Linked DNA regions of Mus musculus: all the other regions are linked to region 1. The links are chromatin loops, found by intact Hi-C in ENCODE. Cell type or tissue: heart. All regions are shown on one strand. Links, peaks and the distances in the headings refer to the core of each region. The heading gives the core; the rest is flanking DNA. Region 1 overlaps Hdnr (Hand2 downstream lncRNA). Region 2 overlaps Galnt7 (polypeptide N-acetylgalactosaminyltransferase 7). Region 3 has its middle 22 kb from the start of Gm34099.

Region 1 (10,548 bases), core at 4,824-7,323:
ACATAAAACCACTATAGGGATACCAGCATCATATATTGGACTTCCAAGCCTCCAATACCATAAACCAAGTAAATTCCTAGTGTACTGGCTAGTTTTGTGTCAACTTGACACAGCTGGAGTTATCACAGAGAAAGGAGCTTCAGTTGAGGAAATGCCTCCATGAGATCCAACTGTCAGGCATTTTCTCAATTAGTGATCAAAGGGGAAAGGCCCCTTGTGGGTGGGACCATCTCTGGGCTGGTAGTCTTGGTTCTATAAGAAAGCAGGCTGAGCAAGCCAGGGGAGGCAAGCCAGTAATGAACATCCCTCCATGGCTTCTGCATCAGCTCCTGCTTCCTGACCTGCTTGAGTTCCAGTCCTGACTTCCTTTGGTGATGAACAGCAGCATAGAAGTGTAAGCCAAATAAACCTTTTCCTCCCCAATTTGCTTCTTGGTCATGATGTTTGTGCAGGAAGAAACCCTGACTAAGACACCTAGTTTTTATAAATTATCCAATCTATAGCATTTGGCTATAGCAAGGCAAAGCAGGTTAGGGAGATGGTTAAGTAAGCAACTGCAGCTTTCTTTCTTTCTTTTTTTTTTTTTTTAAATATTTTTATTAGGTATTTTCCTCATTTACATTTCCAATGCTATCCCAAAAGTCCCCCATATCCTACCCCCCACTCCCCTACCCACCCACTCCCACTTTTTGGCCCTGGCATTCCCCTGTACTGGGGCATATAGGCTACTTTTACCTTTTTTCAGAAGAAATGCCCTTGTTTCTGGTCAATGGCAGAGCTGATTTTGATATTCTCAAAGGCAGGCTAAATGTTGACTAAGCAGACCAGGAACAAATGGAAAGTGCCTCCTAAAGTCACATGACTTGAAAGGAGACTCTTGTTAGGAATCTTGAAGGTTTTGCTGAGTTTGGCCTCAGTCAACACATTTGGGGAAGCATCAAGGACGACTCAGCTGTTTTGTCTCTGTCCCTGGACATGATTTGGATGCAGGAAGAAGTTGGATTAGAGATGACCAAGGAAGAGCATGAACATGGGATTTCCCTGGATGCTAACTTAGGAAACAAATATCTGCAAGCAGAGAGTTCTAAAACCCAAGCTCCAAGCTGCCTTGAATTGGCTGTGGAGGGACTGCTGTTTGGGGGCAGTCGAAGTCCAGACCTGTGACCTGTAGGAACCTACAAACACACCAACAGACAGGGGAAGCGACATTCTCACGTTGGAGCCCTGCAACTGCTTTCAATCACAAGGCCCTTTTGGAATCACAAGCATTTTGTCAACAATTTAGTTTTGCAATATGGTTTCGTCTGACAAGCTCTCAGTAGAAAGCACATGGAGAAGAATGGTGACAAATAACATTAAAGGGTGTGTTTTAGAGTCCTGTTCTCTAAGAGAGCAGTGTTCATCCTCTCTCCAACTCTATCTCATGCCACCTTGAGCTAGGATCACGGACTTCTGAAAACATAAGGAGATGATGGAATGAAAAAAAAAAAAAAAAGAGCTGACATAACATGAAATAACTAACAGCAGGGTAAAGACATTTGATAAAGGCTTTCCCAAGCGGGAAGGTTTGGCCTAGACTGAATGTTATTTTTAATACGTTGTTGATCTTTTTTTTCAGATAGACGTTACCTAACTGAACAAAAATATTTGTCATCTTTTCTCAGATATCAGCACCAAAAGCAACACATGTTTTCCCCTATATTAGAGCAACAATTCATAGATTCATGTATGTGTTCATAAAAGATTTTTTAAAAATCAGGTCATAGTCCTGCTCCTTCCAAAAAAATTTCCTCCCTCCCCTCCCCTCCCCTCCCCTCCCCTCCCCTCCCTCCCTCCCTCCCTCCCTCCCTCCCTCCCTCCCTCCCTTCCCCTTCCTTCCTTCCTTCCTTCCTTCCTTCCTCCCTCTCCTCCTCCTCTTCCTCCTTCTCTTCCTCCTCCTCCTCCTCCTCCTCCTCCTCCTCCTCCTCCTCCTCCTCCTCCTCCTCTTGTTCTTTGTGAGAGAGTTTCTTCTGTGTAGCAGTCCTGGCTGTCCCAGAACTCACTCTGTAGACAAGGCTGACCTTAAACTAAGAGATTCACCTGCCTTTGCACCCCAAGTGCTGGGATCAAAGACGTGCACCACCACACCACCAACAGGTTCCTTGTTCTTATCTTTTTCTGTCTCTGTCTCCTTTATTATGCTGAGATTTCAATCCAAGTCCTTGTTGCCTACAAAGCATCCACTGAACTACATGTCGGAAAATGTGAAGTCTTCTTTAACAGCCTTGTTGACTTTCTGGAGAAATGAGAAAAAATCCCCACTGCTTCAGAGTAAGGTTTATTTATATATAATAACTATAGGGATTCTAGTATTAGTTATGACTTGTTGAAAATAGATTGAGTATTCCATCATTTAGGAATATACATCCAGGTCTTGATGGTGAAGTTCAGAATTGAGTACCTGCATAAATTAAATGCTGCTCTGTGTTCGAAGTTCTTATGACTGAAACCAAAAGATATCTATTCTATAAATAGTTTGCTATAAGGAGAATCATGTTCATTCCCGAGGTGTACATCACAGATTTTTTGTTTGTTTGTTTTGTTTTGTTTTGTTTTGTTTTGTTTTGTTTGCTTCTTCCCTTAGCAGGACAAAGGAAAGAGCATACTTAGCACTTCCAGTGGTTGGTTGTGGTTGTGCAGGCCATACAATCTATCTACAGAGTTCATTCTAAAATAGTAGGCACTCCTACTTGGGAACAATCCAGCCAGGATTGCACAAATGCTGGGTCAAAAGGAGACGCTCTCTACCTCCTCATCTGCGCTGAGTTGATGTGAATTCATTTAAAATGTCAACCTGGATTTAGATAAAAAACACAGTGCTTAAAGACCAGCACTGCTTGGGGAAGAAAGAGGTTAATGTGGAGAATGCATTCCCTGCTCGATGCTGTTGGAATGCAGAGCCACAGATATTTGCATGTGCGGGATCTGTAAAGGGTCCAAGGAATTTTGTTTTGGGTTTGTTTGAATTGTTTATAATGTATTCTCTTTTTTGTTCCATCCACTAACAATTCCAAGAAATGATGGAAATCAAAAGACAGAAAATATATAAATGAATTTGGGTTCTAAGAAAATTACCAGTTGCAACATCGACCCTAACCACAGTTCATAAAGCAGGTGATTATGGGGACAATAAGGGAAAAGGAACGTCATTAAATCAATAAAAAGCCTTTGACTCTTGCCAGCTCTGAAATAGCGCCTGGAAGTCTGACACTTCAAAATAGTCCATGCCAATTTTTGCAACAATATTTCGCCAGTAATGATGCTCATTTCAGGGACTTAGTGTAGATAGTCCAGGCTGCTGAACATGAAACAAACAGGATAATTTTTGAGGCTGTTGCGTTTTATTAAATAATACCCAGAGTGTCAAATAAAACAAATCGGTTCTTTTAAAAGTAATCCTGGAAAGGTCAACAACTTTTCAACGGACGAATTTCTCATCTCACTTTGAGAGTAATTGCCTCGCATGCTTCAGGTTCAAGAAAAGCTTCATTAAGAACAGCGCATTTCACAACAACCCCATTTGCCTTTGAGGCTCAGCAGCCAGAGCCCAGCACTAGGAAGCCACAGGAGCCAGGCCTTGGGAGCCAGGACCATCTTGGCAGAGTCAGTGACATTCAAGTTCAGCCCACAGCTCCCATTTAATACAGAGTATATCTGTCCCTTTGCAGCACAGTGGTAAACATTATCTTTATATAAAAGAATTGCCATTGGTTAAGTTTTCATTGAACTATCTTGATTTGACTCTCCCCCTAGGCTTTAAAATATGCAAGACTAAACACAAGACAAAAATGAACAGTTTATGATGTGTGAAGATTTATATTCCTGGCACGATCCTTTAGATGTATAAAGTGATAAAATTCTACTGTACCCAAATCCCTCTGTAAGCCATCACTCCCCTCCACTGAAGTTTTTCAGTATGCAAGACTTGCTGTTAGCTTTAGCATGAGGTGAGTGTGGAAGGATTCAGGGACACTTTCACCCTGCCCTGTCAATCACCTTCCATTTCACACCTTCTTAAGAGGATATATGGCAATGGTTCTGAAAGTCTATTCCCTGGACCAGCCTTCGCATCACTTGGGAAGTTATAAGAAATTCAGGTTCTTAAACTCTGCCTCAGACCTGCTGGATCAGAAATGAGGACTGCGGTTTTGTTTTTGTCTTTGTTTTGTTGTTTTGTTTATAACACTTATTTAGTTTGTGGGGAGGGTGTGTGCCTGCCACGTCATGAAGTAAATCACAGAGATGGAAGAGATCATTAGACTAGATGGAAACTCCTTTATCTATTGTGCCCACTGACCAGTCCCCAGCCATTTAGGTGATTCTGGCACCTTCTAAAGCCTAAAAGCATATGCTACAAGGGAAAATGCATTTCTGGAACACTAGATTATTAGCAGTGGTGCCTTCTAGATTGGTAGCAGGGGGAAAATCCGCATATTCCTCAAGTCAGAACACTAGGAAACCTAAAATGGAGTTTGTGGGCAGGTTCCTCTTGACCAAGATATGGGACTCTCCTTTCCTCCTGACTGACAGAATGGTACAGAAATCTCAAGCCATTTGCTTCATACATTTGCAGGGTAAGAGGGAGACACAGAGGCCACACCCAAGTTGAGTGTTAGCTCAGCTAGGCAACCTCAGCATCTGGAATGCTCTCAACAGGGAGATGGCTGCCATTCCCAAGGTCAAGTCTAGAAGGGCAACTCCTAGAAAAGTGTTAGATGTGTTTTAATCAGCGCCTTGGGGTTTGAGCAATGGGAATAGTACCTGCTTCTCAGCACCAGAGCAGAGGGGCTGTAAAAGCAGTGGAAGAGTCTTCACCCTCGCATCAGTCACCAAGCCTCTGAAGTACTCACTATGGCCCTCAGCCATTCTACCAGCAGCTGTTAAGACACCAGGATCTTTTGCAAACTTTCTGACACCAGCTATTTCTCCCCCACAGTATTGGTTTCAAGATGAACAAATAGTTGACAACCCGTGGTTTAAAAACCACTGCTCTAAAAAAGAAAGAAAGGAAGAAAGACATTGCTCCAAAGTGTACATTGCAATATAAACATATGACCAGCATTATTTTTTTTAAAAAAATCAACAACACATGTCCTTATTAATGTTGCTGAGTACTTTATGTGTTGGTGTATGTCTTTCTGTCATTTAAATTAAAATCCTAAGATAGCTATAGACCATACGCCAACTCTATTCCCACAACATTCCAATGCATTTAAAAATCACTTTTATTAAATTTATCTTAATTTCAGATTTGATGATTATTGTCTATAGTTGCAATGTCCAAATGTCATTATTACATTAAAAAATATTTTCCAAATTTCAACAAGCATTTTCACTTAGTGGAATTTGATTTAAATCAATGTAAGTGTTTAATGATGGGGTTTCTGTCCTATTCCTGTCCATTTACAGTATGCAAAGACTGGAAACATTACAAAAATTTTTAAATAGTGTTTGAAAAAGAAACGTGTGCACTTTAGAAAGATGCAGCCCCTCAGATGTCTGAAAGAACCTGAAACCCCTCCTCTTGAAGCTGGAAGATCTCTTCTTTTTAACCATGCATGTATTGCCAGGTAGGCCACCACACAAGACACTCCGAGACACGCTCCTGCACACACTCGGAATGTGCACACAGAGCGCACGTGCCCACCCGCCCCTATGTCATCTGTAGCCCAGGCAGATTGAGGACGCTGGCAGATGGCAACCGGCCATAACCTCTCCTGCTCTCTTCCCAAATCAAAACCCACCGTAAACACCACGAAGAGCCAGGAAACCTCACGGCTTTAATCATTTCCTTTCCCCGAGTTCCATGTGGCACACAGGACACTCCGCTTTCCTTTGGGCTTGTCGGCATCTTGCGAGGGGTGTGGGAGAAGAAAAAAGAGAAAAGCCAACTGGTGTCTGCAGAGGCGGGCAGAAAGCTCCCGCCCCAGCCGTGAGGGTCCACCCGCCCCCTAGCTCTCTCTAAGCCAGCCAGCCCTGGAGCCCTCCGCTACTGAACGACTTGAGAGATGGCGCCATCTGGCTTTTTAAAGAAGAACACAAGGCGGGAGGTAGAGGAGGCGGTAAAGGGCAGGCTGGCTCCTTCCCAGTGCCACCAGGAGACCAAGGATCAGCTGGGGCGCTCTTCATTCTCTCCTCCCCACAAAGTCGGCTCTGGCAGACCGACCCCTTAATCCAACGACCCCGACCGGTGCACGAGGAACGTCAGGCTGCTGGAGAGCTACCTCCTCAGCCCTCAACCCCCACCCACCCACAGAGCTAACTGTGGTACTTAAAGCATTATAGTCAGTAAAGCGCCACAGAGCACAGAACTTCTACACCATTCTGCGGAGCCAAGAGGGGACAGAAAAAAGGGCATCCCGAGGTTAGGATCTCCATGGCTACTTACCACTCACTTGCCATTGTGGCAAGGAATCAGGCTAAAGGAATCCCCCGCTCTACCGGACAACCTGGTACCTTATTAATTCACGCATGTAAAGGGAATAATGTTTTCTTTAATTGCTCCAAGAGACTAATGAGGAATTTAAATGAAAAGCTAGATCCCTCCCCTTCGACGATACTATTATAGCAAGAAGGTTTAATAAGTCATAGAGAAATGGTAACTGATCTTTATGGTAACCGTCTAGTGGCTCGTGAATTAGCAGTTTGTGTTTTAAGCAGGTGGATTGAACAGTTTCACAGAACTATGGCTAAAATGGTAGAGACACCTTTATCTAGGGCCCCGGACCCTGGCGTCAACCCTTACCACCAAGAAAAGGAGAAAAAGAGTTATTATTGTGTGCTTTTTTTTTTTTTTTTTTTTTTTTGGCCTGCTTCCTTTTAAAATGGTAGAACTTAGAGAAAACCGTTGGAAGTTGTTTTTTCCAACCCAATGTACAGTGCTAGAAATAACACACACACACACACACACACACACACACACACACCCCACACACGTGCACGTGTAAATAATATGCAGGTCTGATGATGTACACACACAAGGGAAATGTGCATCTGCAGTCATCATAATATCACCCATACATCGTTAATCAGTTAACAAAGACTTCTGCATTCAGCTTTCATTTATTGCTCACAATATTAGGGGCTGTTGTCAGTCTCACACACACTTTACACACAGGAAAAACAGTGCTCAGAAAAATCTCTTCCTTCAAATGTCGATGGTAAACTAAAGTTACTTAACACTGAGTGTCACCATATCCAGCAAGCATTTGATGGATACCTATTCAGTATCTGGCACTAAATAAAGAAAAAAGATATATTCTACTACCCTCAAGAAACTTTCCTTGAAAAATGACACACCCCTGAGTCTTATCATAGGATTTTGAGGAGAGGCGGGCTGAATCTTGTAACAGAATAAAGTCTGATGCAGGAGGGAAGTATGAAAGGCAAATGCACACAGAGGCAAGAGATACCAGAGAAAGGCAAGATGTACTCAGAGGCCAGAGGAACCAAGCAAAGCTAAGTGATACTGAGTTTTGCTCTCATCCTTTTGCCAGTAAGTTCCTCTATGGCCAGTGTAAGCAAGTAGTCTGCCCTCCTAATAGCTGGGCTTTTAATATCTGTCATTCTAGGACAACATCTGGCAATGGCTCTTGAGATTGGGCAACTCATTCCCATTTCGTTTCTGCTCTCTGATGAAGCGATTCCCTGAAACCTGGTCCTGCTTAGGGTCCTTTCAGCTCCCAAGTCATCCACATGGGTGACTAAAGGAAAAGAACTTCAGAGCAGGGAAGGTACCTGGTCCTCTATACATCCCAACTGTTCCTTGAGTCAGTTTGGATTTCAGCCAAGCACCATCAATCCTGCTTAGTAAAGGCCAATGAGGACAAGGTGAGTAGGAAAGAGGAAGCTGGAAGACAGTTCCTTAAACCATGCTCTAAGGGAAGATAGTCCCCCAACACAAGCAAGGGAGCTTTATAACATCATCCTTATGGTGAGTCAACCTTGTTAGCTCCTCTGATTGCTACCCACCCCAGTGGGTAATTTGGGAGTTGACTGTGTGTTGAGAAGGGTCAGTTGAATACTATATGAATGGTGTTTTACTTAATTTCCCTCCTTATTTGACTTGACTAATGATTTTCATCTATCTTACCTTAGACTTCAGTATTAAAAAAAAAAAAAAAAAACCAAACAGATTTGCTACTGTACTTCTCACTAGGGAACCCATTACTTTGTTCAAAGGTCTCAAATTACAAGCAGAGTTAGTTTAAAGAAATAGAATTCTAGCACACATCCTTAATCCAGTACTCCAGGAGGGAGAGGATATCTGTGAGTTCCAAGTCAGCCTGATTTATACAGTGAAACACTGTCTCAAAATGAAACAGAGAGAGGGAGAAGAAAAAGGAGGAAGAAGGAGAAGAGGAAGAGGAAGAAGGAGGAGGAGGTGGAAGAAGAAGAAGAAAGAAGGAGAAGGAGGAGGAGGAGGAGGAGGAGGAGGAGGAGGAGGAGAAGGAGAAGGAGAAGGAGGAGAAGAAGAAGAAGAAGAAGAAGAAGAAGAAGAAGAAGAAGAAGAAGAAGAAGAAGAAGAAGAAGAAGAAGAAGAAGAAGAAGAGGATCCCAAGCAGAAAGCACTGGTTGACTTCTGCTCTAAGTTCATGCTCCTGAATCTAAAACCATTACCTTCTGCATCTATTATTTATAACATGAAATAGAAAGCCATGTAAGGCCTGCAGATTATTGGAGTGGCAGGTAGAGGTAGACAGAGATGTGACCTGTGCTGACACAAGCTTACAGCAGAGACTAGTAGGCCCCATTTCTGTAATAAATTTCTGGAAAGAATGTGATACTGTGTAGGAAGCCAACCTGGGATTTCCAGCTGGGTGACCTGAGGAAGCCTCTTTGGGCCCTGCATCTCATCTGTGGGATAAAGGGGCTAAAGCCCCCTAAAACTCTTCCATGGATCCTGTTGTTCTCAATTCTTCACCTAAGAAGCTCCACCTTCCGCCAGATGTGAGCATGAGGTTTATTAAATATTGATAAATACAATAACAAAGAAAATGGGGAGAGAAGTTGAGTTTGTGGGCCAAAGAGTTCATCTAGATGGAAAATTAATATTTATGTTTAAGTGCATATATATTTTATATGTGAATTTGCATACATGCATACTTATATCTAGAGAGACTGAAACTGTAGAAAGTGGCTGGCTATTGAATGCAATAGGTCGGTGGCGAAGCCAGGTCTGAAGTACAGGTTTTGTGAGTGCTGGCATGATAATTGGCCTGCTGGCCCTGTGTATATCTTATATGCCGCTAGAGAGCTGGAAGATTTGATAAGATTCGTGGTTAATCAGCTCCATGTGTGCTGTGGTTCCTTCCCCACCACCATCAATATTGTGTTAGAAAAGGCTGCATGTCCTGGCGACAGCATGAATCTTCTTTAAAATGGGAGTCCTAAGAACCCACCCCTGCCTCTAATACTAACTCTGCATGTAAATTCGCCGAAGGATAATATCCTGAGATCATTTTTCCCCCCAGAGGTGTTGAAAGGAGTCCATTTAATAGAAGAGGCTAAAGAAGAGGAAGCTATCTGATGTCTCCCACCAGGCTGCTGCTGTGGGATGGTGAGCCCTGCTCACAGTCAGTCTGGGAAGGAGGCTGTTTCCAGCTCCACTCTAGCTATGTGCCCTGGACAAAAATACCTTTGCCTTTTGGAGGGGGTCTTAGCATCTGCAAGAAAAGTCAGAAGTCGAAGCACATCAGTTTAATGAATCATATTGTTTTGGGATTTTCCTTGACCGAATTCCTGAAGCAATTTACCTGAACTTCTAGCCAACCATCTGCTTCTCTCTGCTGGATAACTTAGGAAGGAAGAAAGAGAGGAAGGAGGGGAGAAAAGAAGTAAGTAAGTAAGTTGGGGTAGCTATCTAGATAATAGTTTCAAAAAAGTTTCGAACTGATATTGCTTAGACAAAAATTGAAAAGTGTATTAACAGATGGTTGTCTTTATTTGGTTAGTTCACTGGATAAATAGGAAACACTTTCTACACGGAGAGCCATGAGCTAAGGGGAAGAGAGCAGCCAGTGTATCTTAACCTTATTTTTAAAAGTAGTTACCAACAGAAAAGTGTGCATCCGCAGGAAAAGGGCACTGTGTTTTAGCATCTATAAATCTGATGATGCGCTCACTCTGTCACAGTCCCTTCTGGGTTCTGGTCAACTTACAATCTCTCCATCTTGTCTGGGGAGACCGTTCATCCTCAAAGTCCCTTCCTAGTTGAGATTTTGTTCCCGAGATGCTTTAGGATAGCCCTAGCTGCCTCACTTGAAGGCAAACCGCCCTAGGTAACCTGAGCCTGTGGTTCCCTCCCATCTGGGGGAGGAAAAAAAGTGGGGGGTGGGAGATCGGAAGAAAAGAGAAAAATACTGAGAAACATGTTTTGGCAGACAAGGCCTTCGGAGACTACCATGTGCGCTCCATATTGAGCAAGCCCAGGTCTTTGAAGTTTTTCTGAATGTAAAGGCATTATTCTTTCTCAAACTGTGGCTAAGTAGTACAGACGTTAAAACAATG
Region 2 (10,548 bases), core at 4,073-6,572, 180 kb before region 1:
GCCTCCTTTTCCTTCCAGTTTCACTTACTGCTCTTGTCTCGGAGATCATAACTACTAAAGATCATTTCTCTGTTCTCCTGCATCAGAGCCCCTTAGGTCTGCCAAGTTTCTATGGGTTCTCACGACGCTTGCCCACCTTCCAATACACAGGGCATTGGCACAGCCCTTGTCAAAGGTATTGGGCAGTGGTAATAAAGTGAGGCAGAGGCATTGATCTGTTACGGCCATTTCCTATTTCTTCTGACTTGCCTCTGTGGCATCAATTCTGATTGTGCTCACGCTTGTGCCTTATGCCACTGCATGCAGCTGCCTTACAGATAATTGAGCAGACTATCAGCTTTCAAGATCGTGTGTGTTTGTTAATTTGTGCATTCAGCAAATATTGATCACTGCCCCGGTGTGTACCAGTCATTCATCTGGGCAAAAATACAGCCCCCTTTCTTCAAAGAATGTTTATACTGTTCAGGGTAGGGGGAGAGAGAGAGAGAGAAGGGGAGAGTGAGAGAAGAGAGAGGGGAGAGAGAGAGAGGAGAAAGAAGAGAGGAGGGGGAGAGGGGGGGAGACCCAGGAAAGCAAAGAACAAGACAAAATGGTAACAGCTCCAAAGGAAATGAGTGTGAGGTACAGTCCTGAGGAGGTCGGAACGGTAGGATGGCTTTTCTGGGGATATGACATTAGATCTGAAACCTGGATGATAAAGACCTAAGCCAGTCAGAGAGCCAAAAAAAAGAGAGACAGAAAGTGGTGACTTCAAAGATAGGAAATTGCACTCATTACTTATCTGTTGCTGTGCTAAAATAACTTGACTGAGGAAATCCCTGAAAGAAAGAGTTTATTTGGGCTTACGATCCTAAAGGTTAAGAGTCCATCGAAATGGGCAAAATAAGGAATGGCAGCAAGCATGGCGGCTGGAGTAGCAAGCTGGTTGGGAGTTCACATCCTAAACTGCAAGGCCAACGCAGAGACGGAGCTGGAAATGCTGAGTCTTTAGACTCTCAGAACTCATTGCCTATGACATACTTCCTCCAAGGCCACACCCCTTAAGCCTCTCCAAACAGTGCTACCCACTGGGGACAGTGACTGTGGCTTAGAGGAAGGCAGAGCACAAGACATAGCCAAGGCAAACACCAAGTCACAGATATTGTCAGAGAATGTGGGTGCGGAGTATCAGTGTGTGAAAGATGAGGGCTGGGATGCTTTCGTTTTCTATTTGAGCAGCTGGTTAGGGGGCAGCTGAGGCAGGCGCACAGTGGGCAGGGAACGTGGAGGTGTTGAGGTGTAGCACTCTTGGGTCTGTTTGTGGTTCCCACCTGCAGGATGACTTCTAGACGGCAGGCCGTGTGCAGCTGTCAGCTCCTGTTGGTTGAGGATCTTGTGCCGAACCCTAGAAAAGAGACTTCTCCAGAAATCAACATCTGGAGACCATTAGCATCCAGCGCAGTGACATTGCAGCCATAGAGAAAGAAATAGAGACAGAGAAGAGAGGACTGAACCCATCTGTAAGAGTCTGCAGTGTTGAGAGTTGGGGTGTAGAAAGAGAAACACAGAGGACACTGCAACTGCTCTTTGACTTCCTGTAATAATGCCTGTGTCTTTCCTTGGCAGGCTTATTCCATCTCTCCTGTTACAGAAATCTAGCCAGTAACCCGCTGAGAAAAACGTGAATCTGGGGCAGTCCAGACCAGACTTAGTTACGTTTTAATCTCCCAGAAACCCTCTGTGTGGAAGGAAGGAATTCTCCTTTGACCTCAGCCAATCCCCTGGCTTTAAACTCATCTTTGTACAAATGACTTTTAGATTTGATCCTCACCTCCAGTCTCCTCCCTCCCTTCTTCCCTCTCTCCCTTCCTCCCTCCCTCCCTCTCCCCCCTCTCTATCAGAGCCTAAGCATATTCATTCAGCCATATTCTTGACTTCTTTACTTGAATATCATTTCCATCTCAGTCCACCTCAGGTCAAATGCCTTTTCTCCCTCTCCAGCCCACCTTGGCCCATTGCTCATACCAAAAACGTGGGGGGGTCTTCACTGAGTGGCTTTTTCTCACACATGCATCAGTTTCAGAATCTAGCCCTTCCTTACCTTGGCTAAGTCCCCATCACCTCTCACCCAAACCAACTCACGCTTATCATTGGCCTGTTCTAAACACCGGAAACAATCAGAGAGGCTTTGGAAATGCAATGCACGTCATGTCGCCGCTCTTTAAGAAAGAGAGGTCACCACACCAGTTGCTTGGTTCCATGAAGGCAGAGCCTTTTTTGGTGACCTCAGGACTCTCCTCCCTCTCTCACCTCACTTGCTCCTGCTTGCCTCTCCCTACTTCAACACTCTTCCTCCCTTCTTTCTCCTCCTCTCCTTCTCCTCCTCTTCCTCCTCCTCACACTTCTTGCCTCTGCTGAATGCCTTCCTTTGGGCATCTGCAGGCACAGCTAACTTCCATGTCTTTCAAGATTTTCCTCCTGTGTCCTGGATGAGATCTACCCTAGAACACCCTCCTCAACTCCCCAGCCTCTTCCTTAATGGTCTTGCTTTTCTCTCCTGTGGCCTGTATTTCTTGCATGATAGATATCTTGTTAGCTTCTTTTTTTGCCTTTGTGTTGCTGTGAACTATGAGTTCGCTGGAGCATATAAATAGATATATAGATATATAGGCATATAGATATAGCATGCCTGCCATATAGTAGATACCCACTTATTATTTCATGAACGAAAACACATGCATTGAGGAATGGATGGATGGATGGAAGGATGGATGGAAGGATGGATGAGGGGTTGGTTTCCCTCCTTTTACCATCTCTGTCCTAATTATATCTTCAGAGGAATTTGTCCACATTCTGCCATCTACCCCTTACTTCCTTTCCATTATCCTTTCCATTCATCTGCTGAGCATTCCGAAATAAACCCCAATTTAAAAGATGTCCCCTGAGAAGTCTGAGCTTCCCTGGGCAGTGTGTAGGCTGCTTCATCTGCACATTCAACTCCTCTTTGGACCTCACACCTGCTTGTCCCCAAGTGGTGGTGGTCCAGGGGACTGTGACTTGCTCATCTCCATGGACTCAAGAGCTCGTATCCTCCTCAGAACCCACAGAATCAGCACTAGATCCGAATGGTACAGTGACCTATAATTGAGATGAAGACAAAATTCCTCTAAATGTGATTATTTTAGCACAAAATTCTATCCCAAATGAGCGGAATGGCTATTTGCTTTTGCCTCCATTTAACCACTCCGTGGTAGTTAGAGGAGAGCCACACTGTGTGCCGTTATCCTTGTTCTGAGACACCTTGAGTCCCCTCCCCAAGAAGTGCTGCCCAGCCAGTGAGAGGACTGAGAAAGCAGGGTCTGTTCCGTGTCCAGAGCGGCTGTCTGCCCCCAGTGTACTTACAGAGCTCGCCTCTCTGTGCCTCTCAGTCACATGGATGCTAAAACAGACCTACAGGTTGGTGATACTAGTTACAGCCCGGCACCACAACAGCCCTGAACTCCGTGACAGTACATTGAACTTGGAAGTCTCACACTCGGGTGCTGGCTTGTTACAAACCATACTGTTTCCTGTGTGTTGGTTCTCTTCATCCTTTAGATCCGAGGCCTCGAAACTGCATACTGTATTGATAGCATGGGGAAGACGAATGGAGGCTTCGTGGAGCTAGGACCCTGCCACAGGATGGGTGGGAACCAGGTGAGTCCCCTTCCTTCAGGGCTGGTCAGCACTGAGATCCACCAGACTCACTGGTCACAGACAGACGAGTTTAGTTTGGGTTTGGGTTTTGGTTTGCTTGTTTGTTTTGTTTTTAAGATCCATCTACCCATCCATTTGTTATGCCTGCATATATGCCTGCATGCCAGAAAAGGGTGCCAAGACTTCCTTATAGATGGTTGTGCGCCACCATGTGGTTGCTGGGAATTGAACTCAGGACCTAAAGAAGAGCAGTCAGTGCTCTTAGCCTCTGAGCCATCATCTCTCTAGCCCTTTGTTTGGTTTTTAATTTATTAATTTTGACTTAATAAAAAATGTTCAGTAAAGCTAAAATATTTCACTTAAATAGGGAAATGTAGAAATGTCTGCACACAAGTGATAAAAGTATGTTCTTGTGGGAACATGGGAACGTATACTAATGATGACTGAGTAAGCCTAACCCCTAAAGGTTTGCAAATGGGGTTTACTAAGTGAAATTGGTTTACTTCCGGTACCGGTAGGTATTTTACACAAATATTATTTTACACATATTCTCTTGCTTCCTAATGTAGGGATTTTCATATGTCTAATTTCAGTTGTGAAAAAACTATTAGGCTTGCTTCTAGCTTTTAAATTTTTTTTTGTTGTTGGTAATGATAAATGTGTTAATTACCCATTCTGTGTATTAGAGGCTTAAAGAATTAAGAGTGTAATTCTTATATTGATAGAAGTCTTCACTAATCTCAGAATGACAGTAGTTCTTGTCTGCAGACTAGAGGTCTCCAACATGGACAAAAATTATAGAATAAGTTATTCAGGTTAATTATAGGAGTTATATTTCATCCTTTTCATAAAACATGTGTTGGCGAGAAAGACATCTCCATTTTGTTTGTTCAATAGCTTTTCCGAATCAATGAAGCAAACCAGCTCATGCAGTACGACCAGTGTTTGACAAAGGGGCCTGATGGATCCAAAGTCATGATCACACACTGTAACCTAAATGAATTTAAGGAATGGCAGTACTTCAAGGTATGCCGTCGTCCAGCTCCCGGGATTGCCTATGCTGTCGCGTTGTCAGGAACAAGTAGCCAGTAGAATTTAGATGGATAAATCTGCAGACCAAGTGTTCACATGTGTGACTTGGACTTCCAGCGTGAGTTATTTACACCTGCTTGCTTGGGTGAATCACTGAGCTATAATGAGGTATCCCTTGTGTTCCCTGGAGCAGGGACATCATGCAGCGAGACCACCGTGATAGGCATGAAGAGTCAGTGCCAGTCTCAGAAACTCGCGAATGCTGGTGTTCCAGGAGGCCGCTACCAGCGCCGTTTTCAGATCTAAATCCAATGTTAAAAATGTGAATGAGTCAAGGACAAGCAACAAACTTAGACCATTAAAGAAGAAAGTTCTTGCCTCTTGCTGTCCAGCAGGTGGCGGTAGAGACAGGCAAATAAGAAATGGCCGCTGAGCCTTCCTGTTTCTTCACCTTCTGCTGACTGGAATAGGGGTTGGTTGTTTTAAAGGTCAGATTTATTCACACGACCCTGCAGCCCTTGGAGCTGCTTTTCTGTTAGGGCTGTGCAGGTTTAAAGCTTTCTGGCAAGATTGACCATGTTAATGGATTAATGTATAATTTTTTTCCTTTGATTGAATTTTCTCATAGATTTTTTCCCCCTCACATAACATATCCTGATTATGGTTTCCCCTCCCTCTGCTCCTCCCAGTTCCTCCCACCTCGCCTCCCGTCCAAATCTGCTTCCTTTCTGTCTCTCATAAGAAAACAGACGGGCTGCTAAGGAATCATAATAAAACAAAACAGGAACTAACATATCAGAACAGGACAAAACAAGCAAACAGAAGAAAGAGACCAAAGGGAGGCACAGGAGTCAGCGACCACTCGTTTGCACACCCGGAATGTATAATCTTCAAGGTGTCCGTTGGGACAGAACCAGTCAGTTTGTCTTGTTATGAACTCAAACATTAGCCAAGCCTTGCAAACTGAAAGGCTCGGAAGAAGGCCTCCATTCTAATCATGTAATGTTTGCTCTCCCACTCCCGCTCTGAAGGCATTGTTCCTTCCTTAGAAAATATTCCCAGGCGCCATCTCGTGCATTCTGAGCACGTCAATTGCCGAGTTTTATTTTTATGCACTGTCACTGTTTGTGTCCTGTGTGTGACATGCGTGAGGAGAGAGACACTCCGGCCCTGTGCCATGCACGCATGTCCTGAGGTCAGAGGACAACTTTGAGCAACCTGTTCTCTCATCCACCTTTATGTGGGTCTCAGGGATCGAACCTGGGTCAAGAGGCTTTGAAACAAGCGTCTTAACCTGCTGAGTTAGCTCTCAAGATCCGAAAACAAATTTTAATAACGAGTTGGAAAAGATATTAGAGAATCCTGACAGGTTGATAGTGTTTATTTTCACAAAAGAAAATGAAGAGGAACCACTGGTAGAGACCTGTGAGAAGAGCAACTTTTAAAGTAGAAAAGAGTAGCAGTCATGAGTGGCTTTCTGGAGGCTGAAGCAGGAATGTGAGTTCAAGGCCAGCCTGGACTACATACTGGGACCCTGGGTCGCTGACTCTTGTGATTTCTTGGGTTTCCTTCTGTTTGCTTGTTTGGTCCAGTGTTGGTTCATATATATATATATATATATATATATTATTATATGTAAGTACACTGTAGCTGTCTTCAGACACACCAGAAGAGGGCATCAGATCTCATTACAGATGGTTGTGAGCCACCGTGTGGTTGATGGGATTTGAACTCAGGACCTTTGGAAGAGCAGTCAGTGCTCTTAACCATTGAGCCATCTCTCCAGCCCCTGGTGTGTTGGTTCTTGTTTTATCTTACTTTATTACCACCCCTTCGAAGCCTGGCTGTTTTCTAATGAGAGACAGACAGGGATCGGATTTGGATGTGAGAGGAGGTGGGAGGAACTGGGAGGAGCAGAGGGACGGGGAACCGTAAGTAAGATACTACATAGGAAGACCACACGAATGGATATTGGCTGGGGATAGAACTCAGAGGTACCACATAGTAATTTAATCCTCAGTACCAACCCCCAAATTAAAAAAAAAAAATTAAAAACTAGAATCTACATGTTTTAGGTATTTAAGACACTACACATTTGTTCATCTCCCCAGTGACAGAGTATGAGGGTGTGGAAGCTATCTAAAACATGCTGTTCTATAATGTATAGATGAAAAAAAGATGCAGTTAAAAATAAGCAAAAATGTTTTAAGGGAGGGAAAAAGAGAAGAACGTAGGTGATTGTTTCTGGTCAGTTTTCAGAGAGAAAAACTAGATGAGCAGAAATCCAGCATTAAGAGTCTCAGGAGAATCTGAGGACCGCACTCAGGTTGTCCCTAATGTGAGCTGACATTCTGTGCAGTCGCCATAGGAAACAGTGGATGCTGTTAGGAAAGGGATTGTGACATACGGGTTGCTGAGAAGATCATTATGAGCCGAGTCTACAGATTTCCTGGCTTCAGCATTCCCCCTTAAATCTTAAGGGTAATTGAAACTCACTCAGTACTGTTGTGCTAGCCTGGAATCTCAAAACTCGTGAGGCCAAGGTAGGAAGGCTGTGTATTTGAAGGCAGCCTATGCAACAAAATTGAGACCCTTAACAGTAAAAAGATAACCAACACTCTTCCCAAATAGCTCTCATGTAGGTTGTTATTAAGAGTATTTCTGGGATTGGAAATTAAATTGCAAGAATTTGTAACCTTTTTAAGTTTCAAATTATGCTAAATTAATACATTATACTATTCACTAAGTTATAAAGATCTCCCAAATGCTGACATATTCCATTGTACAATATATATTTAAAAATTAGAGCCGGGCGTGGTGACGCACACCTTTAATCCCAGCACTCGGGAGGCAGAGGCAGGCGGATTTCTTAGTTCGAGCCAGCCTGGTCTACAGAGTGAGTTACAGGACAGCCAGGGCTATACAGAGAAACCCTGTCTCGAAAAAAAAAATAGAAATATAAAACTTGTTTTGTTAGAAAAGTCTTTAAATTGTGTAAAGTCTTCATAATAGTGGTAAATTTTTCAAAATTCTGATTTTTGCTTGAAAACTAGACAGACAGTGTCGAGTATTTTTGGGTTTGTCTGTGTGAGTATCTTACACCCCCCACCCCACTCCCCTACCCTGCTTTATTTTGGTTATTTATTTATTTATTTATTTTCCATTTGTTTGTTCATTTTACATCCTAATCACTGCCCCCTCTCTCCCCCCAGTGCCCCCCCCACAGCTCCTCCCAGCCTGCTTTTCCTTCCCCCTTGGGTATCAACCTACCCTGGCACACCTGGCCACTGCAAGACAAGGTGCATCCTCTCCCAGTGAGGCCAGACAAGGCAGCCCAGTTAAGGAAAGGAATCCACAGGCAGGCAGCAGGTTCAGGGACAGCCCCCTCCTCCAGGTGCTACATGGGGTTCCTTAGTGACAGACAGTGTCCAAGTGTGAAGAATCATAGTCTGTTGACAGTGGATCAACAAAGTAGGTGGTAGCCCTTCCTGAGTCTTTCTCAGGGCATTGCTGAGTCCTGCCATGTGGAAGCACTCGGTTCACACTTTTCATTTCACCTGAGTGGTTTTTAAAGGATACACCATGGTCCCGTTGTAACTAAAGATCAATAAGCTCCGATGGGCCAAAGCCTTTAACCCCAGCACTGGGGAGGCAGAGGCAGGAGAATCTCTGAGTTTGAGGCCAGCTTGGTCTGCAGAACTAGTTCAAGGACAGCCAAGGGGTACACAGAGAAGCACTGTCTTGAACCTGGCTCCCCATGCCCAAAAAAGGTCAATAGCATAATTTAACACCATCTTTGTAGGCATCCTTCCATGAAAGTGTGGCTTGTCTCAGGCGAGTGCTGGTAGGACTGTTGGCAGTTTGCCATCCATCCATCCATCCTTGATTGATGCCCGAATTCCCATGGTGACTGCTTTTGTTGCAATGGTACATATGTCAATTCAACTCGAAGGGCAGCAAATTATCTCCACTGCATTTTGAAAATAAGTTTTGCTTAGACACCCAATCTTGCATAGTCTGAGGCCCTTTCTTTGAAGAGCCAAGAGCTGGATTGGAGAAATCAACAGCATATGATGAAGAATGTATTAGAGCAGGAGACAGAGGTGAAAAAACAGAAGTGAGAACCACTGAAAGCGTTAGCCGTAGAGAACTGGTATCCCGTGAATGAGCGGGGTGAGTAGCTTCCTTAGGACTGGAAAGCTGGGGTTGTCTTTAGCCAGACTAAGAACGAGAGACAGAGGCTTGGAGGGAGAGATACTGAACTTCAATTAGTGTGTATTGAGTTTGACGTAGTTCAAATGGCATAACCAAAAGAAAGGGCTAAGAATACTGACATTCAAGGCGTGTGCAATGTGCTCGAATCACCTGCTATGGAAGCCGAATAATGGCACCTCATAGCAGAGATATCAGAGTCCACACATTATTATTATTATTATTTAATCGTTTCTTACAGTCCAATCGTTATCCCCCCTCCCAGTCTGCCCTCCGACAGTTCTCATCCAATTCCTCCTCCTCCTGTCTCCATGAGGATGTCCCCACCCTGAACCCCTGAGGCCTCAAATTTCGTGAGGGGTAGGTTCCTCTTCTTTCACTGAGGACAGAACAGGCAGTCCTCTGTTGTATATGTTTTGGGGGCCTCGTATCAGCTAGTGGATGCTGCCTGGCTGGTGGCTCAGAATCTGAGAGATCTCAAGGGTCCAAGTTTGTTAAGACTACTGGTCTTCCTATGGGGTTGCCCTCTTCAGCTTCTTCCAGCTTTTCCCTCATTCAACCAACCACAGGGGTCCCTGGCTTCTGTCCATTGGTTGAGCAAAGTATCTGCATTTGACTCTTTCAGTTGCTTGTTGGGCCTCTCGGAGGGCAGCCATGCTAGGCTTCTGTCTATAAACACCATAGCATCAGTAATAGTGTCAGACTTTGGAGCCTCCCCTTGAGCTGGACATCCAGTTTGGGCCTGTCGCTGAGCATCCTTTTCCTCAACCTCCTCTCCAATTTTGTCCTTGCAGTTCTTTTAGACAGAAACAATTCTGGGTCAGAGTTTTGACTGTGGGATGGCAACCCCATCCCTTCACTTGATGCCCTGTCTTCCTATTGGAGGTAACAGAATCCACATTTAACATTTACTTTTGGGCTGGAGAGATGGCTCAGTGGTTAAGAGCACTGACTGGTCTTCCAGAGGTCCTGAGTTCAAATCCCATGGTGGCTCACGTCCATCTGTAATGGAATGTGATGCCCTCTTCTGGTGGGTCTGAAGAGTGCAATAGTGTACTCATACGCATAAAATACATAAATAAATAAATCTTAAAAACAAAAAAACCTTACTTTGGCTCACTGTGTTTTGCAGAGCCTGCACAGGTTTACGCACATCACTTCCGGAAAGTGCTTAGATCGATCGGAGGTCCTGCATCAAGTGTTCATCTCCACCTGTGACTCCAGTAAAATGACTCAGAAGTGGGAGATGAATAACATCCACAGTGTTTGACAAGAACAGAGGAAACCAACAATCTACCTACTGACAAGTACATTTATGGAGGACTGAAAACCGCCTGGAACCTGCTGCAACCATTATTACTAATTTTGTACAGCTCCAAACCTGGAACCTCTCTGATCAGTTGGAAGGGGCATTGATAAACTGTGATTTTACAATAACATTATCATCTGCAGTGACTGTTTACAAAACTGCTCTTACCTTAAACTCTAGATGTTTACATCGTTTTTTGTTTTGTTTTATGATGATGTTGGTAATTTGTGCCTTTAACTCGGTTTCCTGAACCGCCGAGTTAAAGCATGTGTTGTCTTCTTTGGGAATACACTCAGGGGTCTGGAAGGCAGTTTGGTTTT
Region 3 (10,548 bases), core at 2,911-5,410, 73 kb before region 1:
TAAACTTCTTTTTCAAAATATTTTTCTTTTCTTTCTTTCTTTCTTTCTTTCTTTCTTTCTTTCTTCCTTCCTTCCTTCCTTCCTTCCTTCCCTTCCCTTCCCTTCCCTTCCCTTCCCTTCCCTTCCCTTCCCTTCCCTTCCCTTCCCTTCCCTTCCCTTCCCTTCCCTTCCCTTCCCTTCCCTTCCCTTCCCTTCCCTTCTCTTCTTCTTCTTCTTCTTCTTCTTCTTCTTCTTCTTCTTCTTCTTCTTCTTCTTCTTCTTCTTCTTCTTCTTCTTCTTCTTCTTCTTCTTTTTTAAGATTTATTTACTTATTTCTTGTATGTGAGTACACTGTCACTCTTGTTAGACACACCCGAAGAGGACATCGGATCCCATTACAGATGGTTGTGAGCCACCATGTGGTTGCTGGGAATTGAACTCAGGACTTCTGGAAGTGCTCACCGCTGAGCCATCTCTCCAGCCCTATTCTTTATTTAATTTATTTACATACCAAATGTTGCTCCCCTCCCCATCTCAGAGTTCTTTACCCCTCCCCCTTCCCCTTTGCCTCGGACAGGGTGCTTTCCCAGTCCACCACTGGCCACTCCACCCCCGAGGCCTTGCCTGGAGCATCAACTAACTCTCTCTCTGTCTCTGTCTCTCTCTGTCTCTCTCTGTCTCTCTCTGTCTCTCTGTCTCTCTGTCTCTCTGTCTCTCTGTCTCTCTGTCTCTGTCTCTGTCTCTGTCTCTCTCTCTCTCTCTCTCTTAAATGCGTGCTAAATTATCCGTTCATCTGCTTACTACAGTCATCTTCCATCCTCGGCCCTAGGATGTGAACAACCTGAGTTAGTATCAGAGCTTCCTGAGCGAATCTCCCCTTGTCAGCCACTCTTGCTCCCATGCATGGCAGGTAGATATACCCTCCCTCGACAGCGCGCTGCTCTTACAGCCTCACACCTTGGGCTCAGAAGGAAAGCGATTTCCAAGTTTCAAAGACAAACTTTAGAAATTCCGGTCACTCACCAGGCTTCTTGGGCCCTCCCTTTTGATGCAAGGTCATAAAGACTCAGGTTCTCACCTTGGTTTATGCTGTTGTTTGTTTTTTTTTACTTTATTTTATTTTTTTATTACAGGCTGTAGTTCTGCTTTATAAAGGAACAGGAAGTGAAAATAACCTTGGAATTCCAATCTTAAGTTGTTGTCGAGCGCCACCTGCTGTTTGTACTGAAAAGCAGCTTTAGAGGCGGGAAATATGCCTTTAATAAATACTTTAACCTATTGGCTATGTTTTACCACGGGAAAGAACCACGGCGGTGTTTTAGACAGCTGTCTGATTTTATGCAGGACTCAAGTCGTAGTAAAATAGCTCAAGAACAGTAGCTTACGCTATATTTCTTGAATTTCAGGTCCCGACTGTTCTTTAAGCCTACAAAAGAATTGAGTCGAAGTGAATTTCTGAAGAATATCCTTGTCCTTACTGCTGTTTCACAGGTGGACAAATAACATTTCCTGGACAGCCAACTGCTTTTTCCCCTGTATCTACACAGGATCTGTTTACTCTATGTGTCTCTTGACATGTGTGAATTGCAGTATAAATAATTTGCTACTGGTAATCGGCACAGATCATGAAAATTGCAAGGCAGGGGGTGACTCATTCAATTTTTATTGAATTATTGATTCTAAATTATTCATCCTCCCCAGCCTTTGCTCCCCTTTCCTGTGTATGCAAAAGACATACTTCTGGGCTTCCAATAGCTTCTTTGTCTTGACCAATGGGGCTTTCTTTGGTCAGTAGGGTGTGCTTTGAATGAATATGTGCCTGAGTGACTTCAATTAGGTCTGCCTTACCACTGACGGTCTCTACCAAAGCACAAAGCCTCCTCCCTCAGCTCCAGCTCCTGGAAGATGACATGGGTCACTGAACTAATCCCTAACAGAGGAGTTGAGCTTATCAGTCACAGCTGACCTATCTATGGTCAGCTCATGAGATGAATAGATGTTTTTTGTGTCTTTTAAATATTGTTGCTTGAGATCTTATTTTATTTATTTTACATGTATGGGTGTTTTGCCTGCATGCGTGTCTGGGCATCATCTGCGTGCAGTGCCCGAGGAAGGCAAAAGAGGGACCAGATCACCTGGAACTGGAGGTTGTTGGCTGATTGGGTTGGGTCTGGGAACTGAACCCAGATCTTCTGGAAAGGCAACCAGTGAGCCATCTCTGCAGTCCCTACACCTTTGTTTTTAATGTTTTCCAGCCACTTCTATTTTTCTAATGTTTAAAAGGCTTTAAATGTGGTAAAAATGTATACACATAAAAATCTATCATCTTATCAATTTTTAAGCGTACAGCTTGGTGCAAAATGCATTTATCTTGTGCACCCATCGCCACCGAATTTTCTTATCATTTCATCCTGTGACACGGAAATTCTGTATGCATTGAACAGAAACTTCCTGTTTCTCCTCACCTCTAGCACCTTTGGGGCACCGTCTTCATCACGACGGCCTCTATCAATGTAACGGTTCTCACGCCGTGACTTACATAGCCGTTCTCTTCTTGTGATTGATTTGTCTAGTGCAATGTCCTCTAAGTTCCTTCATACTGTTGTATATTTGATGTAGAATCATACTGTGCTGTGTATCTACTGTGTTTTGTGTATGCTTTCACATGTAGGTTGTTTCCTCCTGTGAGTAACTCTCAGCAACATTGCTGTGAGCCTAGCTATGCAGAACTCACTTCAAGTCCCCGCTTCCGATTCCATCGAGAGATGGGATTGCCAGATCATATGGTAACTCTGTTCTTATGTTGGTGCTTTCTACAACAGCTCGTCTCCCACCAGCAAAGCTCACCACATCCTTACTGACCCATTATGTGTTTCTTTTATGAGTCATCTTGATGCCTGGGAGGTGCTATCTCAATGTGGTTTTGTACAAACGTTTGCTTTTTAAGCTACGGAGGACTTGGGACTTTTTGTTTGTTTGTTTTATGTTCTTTGCTGTTGTCGATGATATTTTGTTTTGTTTTGGTTGTTTTCTGTGACGAAGGCTGACAGAGTTGGAACACAAGTCTGGCTGATTCCAAAACCTGCAGAAACTACCAGAGAAAAAGGGTATTGCCTCTAGAATGTGTTATTTAATTAATTTGTGATATGGGGAAAAAGAAGAGAGGGGGAGAAGGGAAGTGGTGGGGGAAGGGGGACCGGGAAAGGGAGAAACGGGAGGGAGAGGGGGAGGCAGGGGGAGGGAGATCACATTGTTAAGATTGTTACTCCCTCATTCTCTTTATGGCCCTTCTTTTTATCTTTGTAAAAATCACATATTAAGTCAAATGTAGTGGTGCATGCTTGTAGTCCCAGCTCTTGGGGGTGCAGGTGGGGGAATCAGAAATTCAGGGACAGCCTGGGTTACATGACATCCCGTCTCAAAGAAACCAAAAATAAAGTGTATGAAGCACTTTCTACCCTCTAATATAGTAGGACAGTGGTTCTCAACTTTGCTAATGCTGGTGACCCTTTAATACAGTTACTCATGTTGTGGTGACCCCCCCAACCAGAAAATTATTTTCATTGCTACTTCATAAGTGTAATTTTGCTACTGTTATGTATCATAATATAAATCTCTGATATGCAGGATATCTGATATTTGACCCCACACACACAGGATAGAGAACAGCTGTACTTGGCATTAAGCTTTTTAATGTTTGCAGCATGTTTCTCCTAGCAAATTTTAAGATAGAAAACATTTTTCCACTATAATCCCTATTTATAAAATGTGAGAGATAAAAAGTATTCATAATAAATTATTTATCTATCTATCTATCTATCTATCTATCTATCTATCTATCTATCTATTTATTTTTGATACAAAGCATTTAAGTGAATACACGAGGGGGCACTACCTGGGGAAAGAGGGGAACCATCCAGGGAGGGGCCAGGAATATGGGTCATGTCATTGTGGGAGGGGAGTAATTAAGTACAAAGTACACTGACATGTATATTTTAAAATATCACAATGAAACTATGCATGTTATGAACTATGTATGCTAACCTAAGACGAATAGATATCAAAAGAAAAATTTTTTAAATTAAAAATGATCGAATGGGGCTGGTGAGATAGCTCAACGGGTAAGAGCACTGACTGCCCTTCTGAAGGTCCTGAGTTCAAATCCCAGCAACCACGTGGTGGCTCACAACCACCTGTAATGAAATCTAATGCCCTCTTCTGGTGTGCCTGAAGACAGCAACAGTGTATCTATAATAATACACAAATCTTTAAAAAAAAAAAAAAAAAAGACTGAATGAAATAAAAGACCATTTCTGGATGCTTGCTGTGGTATTTTAATAACGTGGCCAGTAGAGGTCAGAGCTGAGTTTTAAAACATTGTCGATGGCAAATCATTTCATATCTGTGTTTACACAAGAGTCTGTTCATTCTAGGTGTCTCTTGATCTGTATGGACTGGGCAGTCACAATTGGCATGGATCATGAAAGGCATTACCTGGCAACAGATACCTCAAATTGGCTTCCCCTCTATACATGACCTGGTCTTGGAACTCAAGTAGAAAAGAAAGAAAGAAGGAAGGAAGAAAGGAAGGAAGGAAGGAAGGAAGGAAGGAAGGAGATATAAATTTTATTTCTGTAAGCTGGACTAGAAATAGACTTTAAGGCTATCCACAATTGTATAAATTATTGCTCATAAATAAAAGTTATATTCAATAAAACAACCAGAGGAGGCAATAAGTAATTGTAAAGCTATTTACCTATCTTAGCAAACATTTCCTACCCAAGTTTGTGCATGTGTGACTCTGTGTGGATATAACAGACTTGGTGGTTAATATTGGTTGTTAGCTTGCCCAGATGTAGACTTACCTAGGAGACATACCTTTGGCCGTGTCTATGAGGGTGTTTGCAGAGAGCTTCAACTGAGATAGGTTAATCTGCTTGCAAACTGGGGGTACCATTCCATAGGCTCATGCCCAGGACTGAATAAAAAGGAGGGAGTGTGTAGGTCACCAGTGTCCATTGTGCCTTGCCTTGGGCTGTAACCATCTGTCTCAGGCTCCTGCCACTATGCCTACATGTCATGATAGACTGTATGTAACCTTGAGCCAAAATAAATCACTCCTTCCACGGGTTATTATTTGTTAGTTTGTTGTTATTGTTTATTAGTTTAGATTTTGTTTTTTGGTCTTGGTAATAAACAACAGTAGTTAATATATCTTGTTAACACTAGAATACTTCACTGACATTTTTCTCTTCCTTTTTACAACAACAGTAAAATAAATGGTGAACCGAGGGTCACAGCCCACGACTCTGTCTAGAGTGTGGCTTGTTCACACTGGCTTGGTAGCTTGTGACTAAATGTCATAATGTGTAACAATGGAAAAGGTGGGCCCTAAGAAGTAATGACAACGGATCAGAAACAGGTCCTGTTCTTTTGATTGCATGTTTGTTTGCATGATCAATGAGTTCAAGGGTAATTCTTTGAGAAATAAAAGGAAATTTGCTTTTGCTTATGGCTTCCCACATACAAGGTCCTGTGGTGTGTGTGTTTGCACACCATCTCACTCCTTGAAGTGAACAATGTTGCAACAGCGTGGATGGTAAGTTCATGGAAACTGACTGACTGTTGAATGACTGAGCAAGTGAAGCATTCTTAGGGAGGGGGATTTGGTTTTGCTTTGAAGACATTGATACATTGCAGTTTCTAGATAGAAATAAATCCAATTTAACTTCAAGATTTGAGTAAATTTATTCTCAATGATTATTATTATTGTTATTGTTATTGTTATTCAGATGTCCTTTTGGGGAGACATTAAAACATCTTCCCTACTGAGGAATACTGATTTGTGTGGAGAGGTAAATCAAGAGAATTGTTAATTCTGTATCTCTGGAAAGTGGTCTTTCCCTTCGACACACACAACAATTATAGAATTCCTCCTTTTCCCACTTCATGGCCATTTTTAACTTATCGGGAACGTTATCTGTGGTGCCCAGTCGTGCAGGAGGGATGCCACCACTGAGTGTCACGCAGGCTGTAGCTGGCACTGTGGATAAACGAAGCAGCCCAAGAATCGTAATAGCTTGCTTACTCCTGCTGTGCCTCAGTGGATGGTGGGGCCTCAAGCTAGGAGGACTTTTTGTATTGGAACGTTAGAGGTGTTGGGTTCAGCTTAGTGTTTCTTGCAAACCAGAGAACATAGATTTTGTTCAAGAAATGTAGTCGTTGCCAAGAAAATGTAAGGGTAGAGTCTTTTGTGAGGTGGCAGGAGAGAGAGAGAGAGAGAGAGAGAGAGAGAGAGAGAGAGAGAGAATGGGAGGGAGGGAGAGAGAGGGACTTACTCATCCATGCTTTCAGTGTGGAACAGACAGAGAAAGAGGGTGGGGAAAAATCATCCCTGTAGGGGGTTCCCGGGACAAGGAACGCTCAGAAGGATTGGGCTCTCTGTCTCTTTCTCTCTGTCTCTCTGTCTCTCTCTGTCTCTCTCTGTCTCTCTCTGTCTCTGTCTCTCTCTCTCTGCCCTACCGCTGCTTAGCACTTTAATCAGCTGTTGGACACATAATATATAAGTTGCAGTCATCACCCAGAATGAAAGGATGCCAACTGTACATGAACAAATTAGAGGTTCTTAGTCAAATCCAACAAATATACACTCGATAATGGCTTTGGCTAAAATATATTTTTATATATTTTTTTAGTGTGTTCACATTCGCCTGTGGTTAGGGAGGATTAAGCTTGCCAAACTTTAATGTGGTACAAATGCCATGTTCAAAACGAAGTAAGTAGGCTGTGAGAGGGTCTGGCAAATCAAAAGCAGTATCAACAGCTGTGGCTTTCAAATACTTCTGAGGCTAAAATAATATAATCGTGCAGAGTTGATGTGGGTACTGATTCTGCAATCTACCATTTCTGTTAGTAGAACATTATCATTGGTAATTTCACCTTTGTTATAATCAGGGTTTGATTAGACCTGATAAAGGCCAGAAGATAAAAATGGATTGAGAAACTAATTAAGTAATTAAAGATTTATTGAGAAACTAGTGCATTCAAAGTTACATGCTTGATGCAAACTGTAGATCATCTGTTCATGCAACGCCCCCTTCAGTCAGTGAAAGAGATAATTTACAGCTTCTCCGCTTCCATGCGTCACTACCAGTGGGCGTATTTTTTAAAAGGAATGGTCAAAATAACGGAGAACTCATGGAAATAATGAAAAAAATTGATAGTGATCCCATATTGTTAAATAACTGGCCTCTGAATAAGAGAACTCAATATTATGATTCTGACCACTTGACAACAAAACACATTGAAAAATGATTGACAATCTATAGATATTAACTTGAAGTAATATAGTTTTATCATAAATATAACAATATATGGTACACCTCATATTTTTAATATCTCTGCATTTTGGGGTGGGGCATGTAGCATATGAGCAGGCATGGATGCCTGTGTGCACACACGCAGAGTCTAGAAGTTGACATCAGATGTCTTTCTCTGTGGCCCTCCAACGGGGCTCACCATTTTGGGTGCACTTGCTGGCTAGCAAGCTCCTGGGTCTGCCTGATTTAATCCTCAGTTTCAGATGCAAATGTTTCACCAGGATTTTCTGCAGGCAAATACTCTACCCACTGAGCTATCTCCCCAACCCTGGGCTTTCCAACCACTAGGTTTTCCACTTCATGTTTAAAAGTCAAAAGCACTTATCATAGTTACCATTCTAAACAGCTTAAAATTGCCTCCTTAATAAATGTCAGAATAAGAAGTGTGTGTGTGTGTGTGTGTGTGCATGTGTGCACATATATGCAGGGGTTGGAGGGCATTTAATGTAGTAACTACCATCCTAAACAATTAAAATTGCTTACTCAATAAATTTCAAGACAAGTGTCGGGGGGATATTTACTGACAATCATCTAAAGTCCAGATTTCTCTGTAGGTAAGAATTTACTCAGCTTTCCCTTGGTGAAGTGGTGCACGTCTTTAGTCCCAGTACTGGGAAAGCAGAGGCAGGCAAATCTCTGTGTCTGAGGCCAGCAAATCTACGTAGTGAGTTCCAGGATAGCCAGACTGAGGTATAGGACTTACCTTGTCTCAAAAAGGAAATTAACTCAGTTTTATTAGAGAAAACATCTGATGCTGGTGTTGTTCCCGTTACAAAGAGATTCGTGTTTCACTAACTCCCACAGAAATACCAAAGAGAATACTGCTTTGATCCTCACATACTAAATTGGTTGGAAAGAGAAAAAAATGTATGTGTGTGTGTTCTATAAATGTATTCATATATATACATGAATTCATTTAATAGAAGTGAAACAATGTTACAAAGAAGTTACTTACCTTTTTGTGTCCTTTAGCAAGCCTTTATACAAAAGCTTAATGTGTAAATTTGTTTGTTTGTTTTAAAGCAGAGTCTCACTCTTAACCAAGGCAGACCTGTAACTCACTATGTAAACCAGGCCAGCCTAAAACTTACAATGTATGTGTGTGTCCTGTATATGTATTTATCCGTGTTTGTATATATGTACATATGTATGATTGTGTTGCATATATGTATGCATGTATACATGTATATATGTTGTATATATATATATATATATATATATATATATATATATGTGTGTGTGTGTGTGTGTGTGTGTGTGTGTGTGTGTGTATAAAAATAAATGATGAAAATAGAGGCCAAGAATTCGAAAAATAGCAAAAATGAAAAGCATATGAGAGAAATTATAGGAAGGGAAGGGCGACATAATGTAATTATATTATAACCTCAAAATATAAAAGAAGTATTTTAAAATTACTTTCATTTTTAATCCCAGCATTCAGAAGGCAGTGAGATCTATCTGTGAGTTCAAGGCTAGCCTGGTCTGTAGAGATATCCTGTTGCACAAAGCAAAGTAAAATGAAACAAAAATCACATTCTGTACCTTGTCATCTTTAACCAAGTCCTTTCCTGATGTTTCTTAGTGCAGAGATGAAATTCAACCCAAGATTTAAGTTTCTACTAGACATCCAAGTTATTTTTCTCCTATAATCTAATTGTGTAATCAACCCCATGGATATTTTGTGTCCAATTCACTTGCTCATTTATTGATTATACTGTCTACCATTTTACTAGCTTTCTTTTTCTTTATTTACGTTTCAAATGTTATCCCCTTTCCTGGTTTCCCCTCCAAAAAACACCCTCCCTGTATCCCCTCCCCCACCCTCCTGCTCACCAACCCAGCAACTCCTGTTTCCTGGCCCTGGCATTCCCAGACACTGGGGCATAGAGCCTTCACAGGACCAAGGGCCTCTCCTCCCACTGATGACCAACAGGCCATCCTCTACTACATATGCAGCTGGAGCAATGAGTCCTACCATGTGGGCTCTTTGGTTGGTGGTTTAGTCCCTGGGAGCTCGGGGGGGGGGGGAGGGTACTGGCTAGTTCATATTGGTGTATTAAATTAGCAGATAGCACCAAACAACATGCTAAGTCAAGGCAGTTCCAGGTGAAAGAGGTTTATTGTGAGGGAGAGACAAAGGGAGTGGCAGGTCAAGTGGAAAGGGAGAGAAGAAAGAAAGAGAGAGTGAGGAAGGGGTGTTCTCCTTATTTATATGGAAAGTGATGTAACACAAGTAAGGGTGGGAAATGAGCCAAGTGGGTTCTGGGATATGGTGGTCATTGACTTGGCAACCGGCCTGCAGGTCGTGGGTCATGTTGATAGCTCATAGGTTTGGAATGTCCTGGTACTAACACATATTGTTGTTCCTCCTATGGTATTTTGGTGTTCAATCTTTAATGTTTACATAGTCTAGATGTTAAATTTCCAGACACTGATCTCTTGTCAGATGAATGGCAGGTAAATGTTTTATCCCGTTTTGTATGCTGTCTCTTAGCTTTGACAGTTGCTTCCTTTGCTTCGAAGCTTTTGGATTTCTTTCAGTACCGTTTATCAAATCCCACCATTATCTCCTCAGCCATTGGAATCCTGTCCAGGAAGTCATTACCTAAGCTCTCATCTTGAAGTATTTCCCCTACGTTTTCTGCCAGTAGTGTGGAAGCAGGGTGAGAGGTATGAATCTAGTTTCTTCCTGTTGCCTGCTTCCCCGGCACCGCCTGTTAAAGAGTCTGTCTACTCTTCAGTGTCTGCTCTTAGTATATTTATAGGGAATCCGGTGGGTTTATTCTGGAGCAAAGTACAACCTACAATACACAAAGAAGCAAGGTCTAATCTACAATGGATTGTGTGTCTGTTTCAGTGCAGGTACTCATTTGGTGCTGTCCACACTATGGCTCCAAATCACTTGAGGCTCTCTGATACCCCATCATTCCCCGCTTGGTTCAGCATTGCTTTGGAAATTTGGGGCATTTTGTACTTCCATATAAATTTTAGGATTTCTTTTTTATATCTACATAAAGAAAGTCACGACTTTTAATAGAAGTGAAGCTATATCCAAAAGAAGAGGTACTTAACCTTTTGAGTAATTTTAAATATCTTTATATATAGGTTTAATATGTACATTTGTTTTAAAATAGTGTCCCTTCTAACCTAGGCAGGTCTGTAACTCACTACGTTAGGCAGGTCAGTCGAA

The links. Peaks named below come from ENCODE experiments on the same cell type or tissue, not always from the same donor. Only the 100,000 strongest peaks of a DNase experiment are listed, where the experiment ranks them.
Region 2: a loop joins it to region 1, with 4 times the contacts of the local background. A loop is called at or near these places in 13 of 42 quality-filtered maps.
Region 3: it touches region 1 in a loop (7-fold over the local background); 15 of 42 quality-filtered maps call a loop at or near these places.

Annotation. Positions count from the first base shown.
Region 1 is chr8:57,349,281-57,359,828 of GRCm38, reverse strand. It overlaps Hdnr (Hand2 downstream lncRNA), which reads right to left. Exons shown (of 3, transcript NR_131041.1): 3 at 5,249-5,890. Among named protein-coding and RNA genes, the nearest start is that of Gm34030, 19 kb to the right of the region's middle. In heart, for the core only: a CTCF peak has its summit at 6,065; a DNase peak (open chromatin) is centred at 6,028; H3K4me3 peaks cover 1,740 bases; H3K27ac peaks cover 1,340 bases.
Region 2 is chr8:57,525,755-57,536,302 of GRCm38, reverse strand. It overlaps Galnt7 (polypeptide N-acetylgalactosaminyltransferase 7), which reads left to right. Exons shown (of 12, transcript NM_144731.4): 10 at 3,577-3,675; 11 at 4,573-4,701; 12 at 10,052-10,548. The coding sequence ends at 10,189. Among named protein-coding and RNA genes, the nearest start is that of Gm51574, 9.2 kb to the left of the region's middle. In heart, for the core only: a CTCF peak has its summit at 5,094 (motif pointing right); DNase peaks (open chromatin) are centred at 5,142 and 5,402; H3K4me3 peaks cover 505 bases; H3K27ac peaks cover 575 bases.
Region 3 is chr8:57,420,037-57,430,584 of GRCm38, reverse strand. No RefSeq gene overlaps it. Among named protein-coding and RNA genes, the nearest start is that of Gm34099, 22 kb to the right of the region's middle. In heart, for the core only: CTCF peaks have their summits at 4,125 and 4,329 (motif pointing right); no DNase peak of the experiment used is centred there.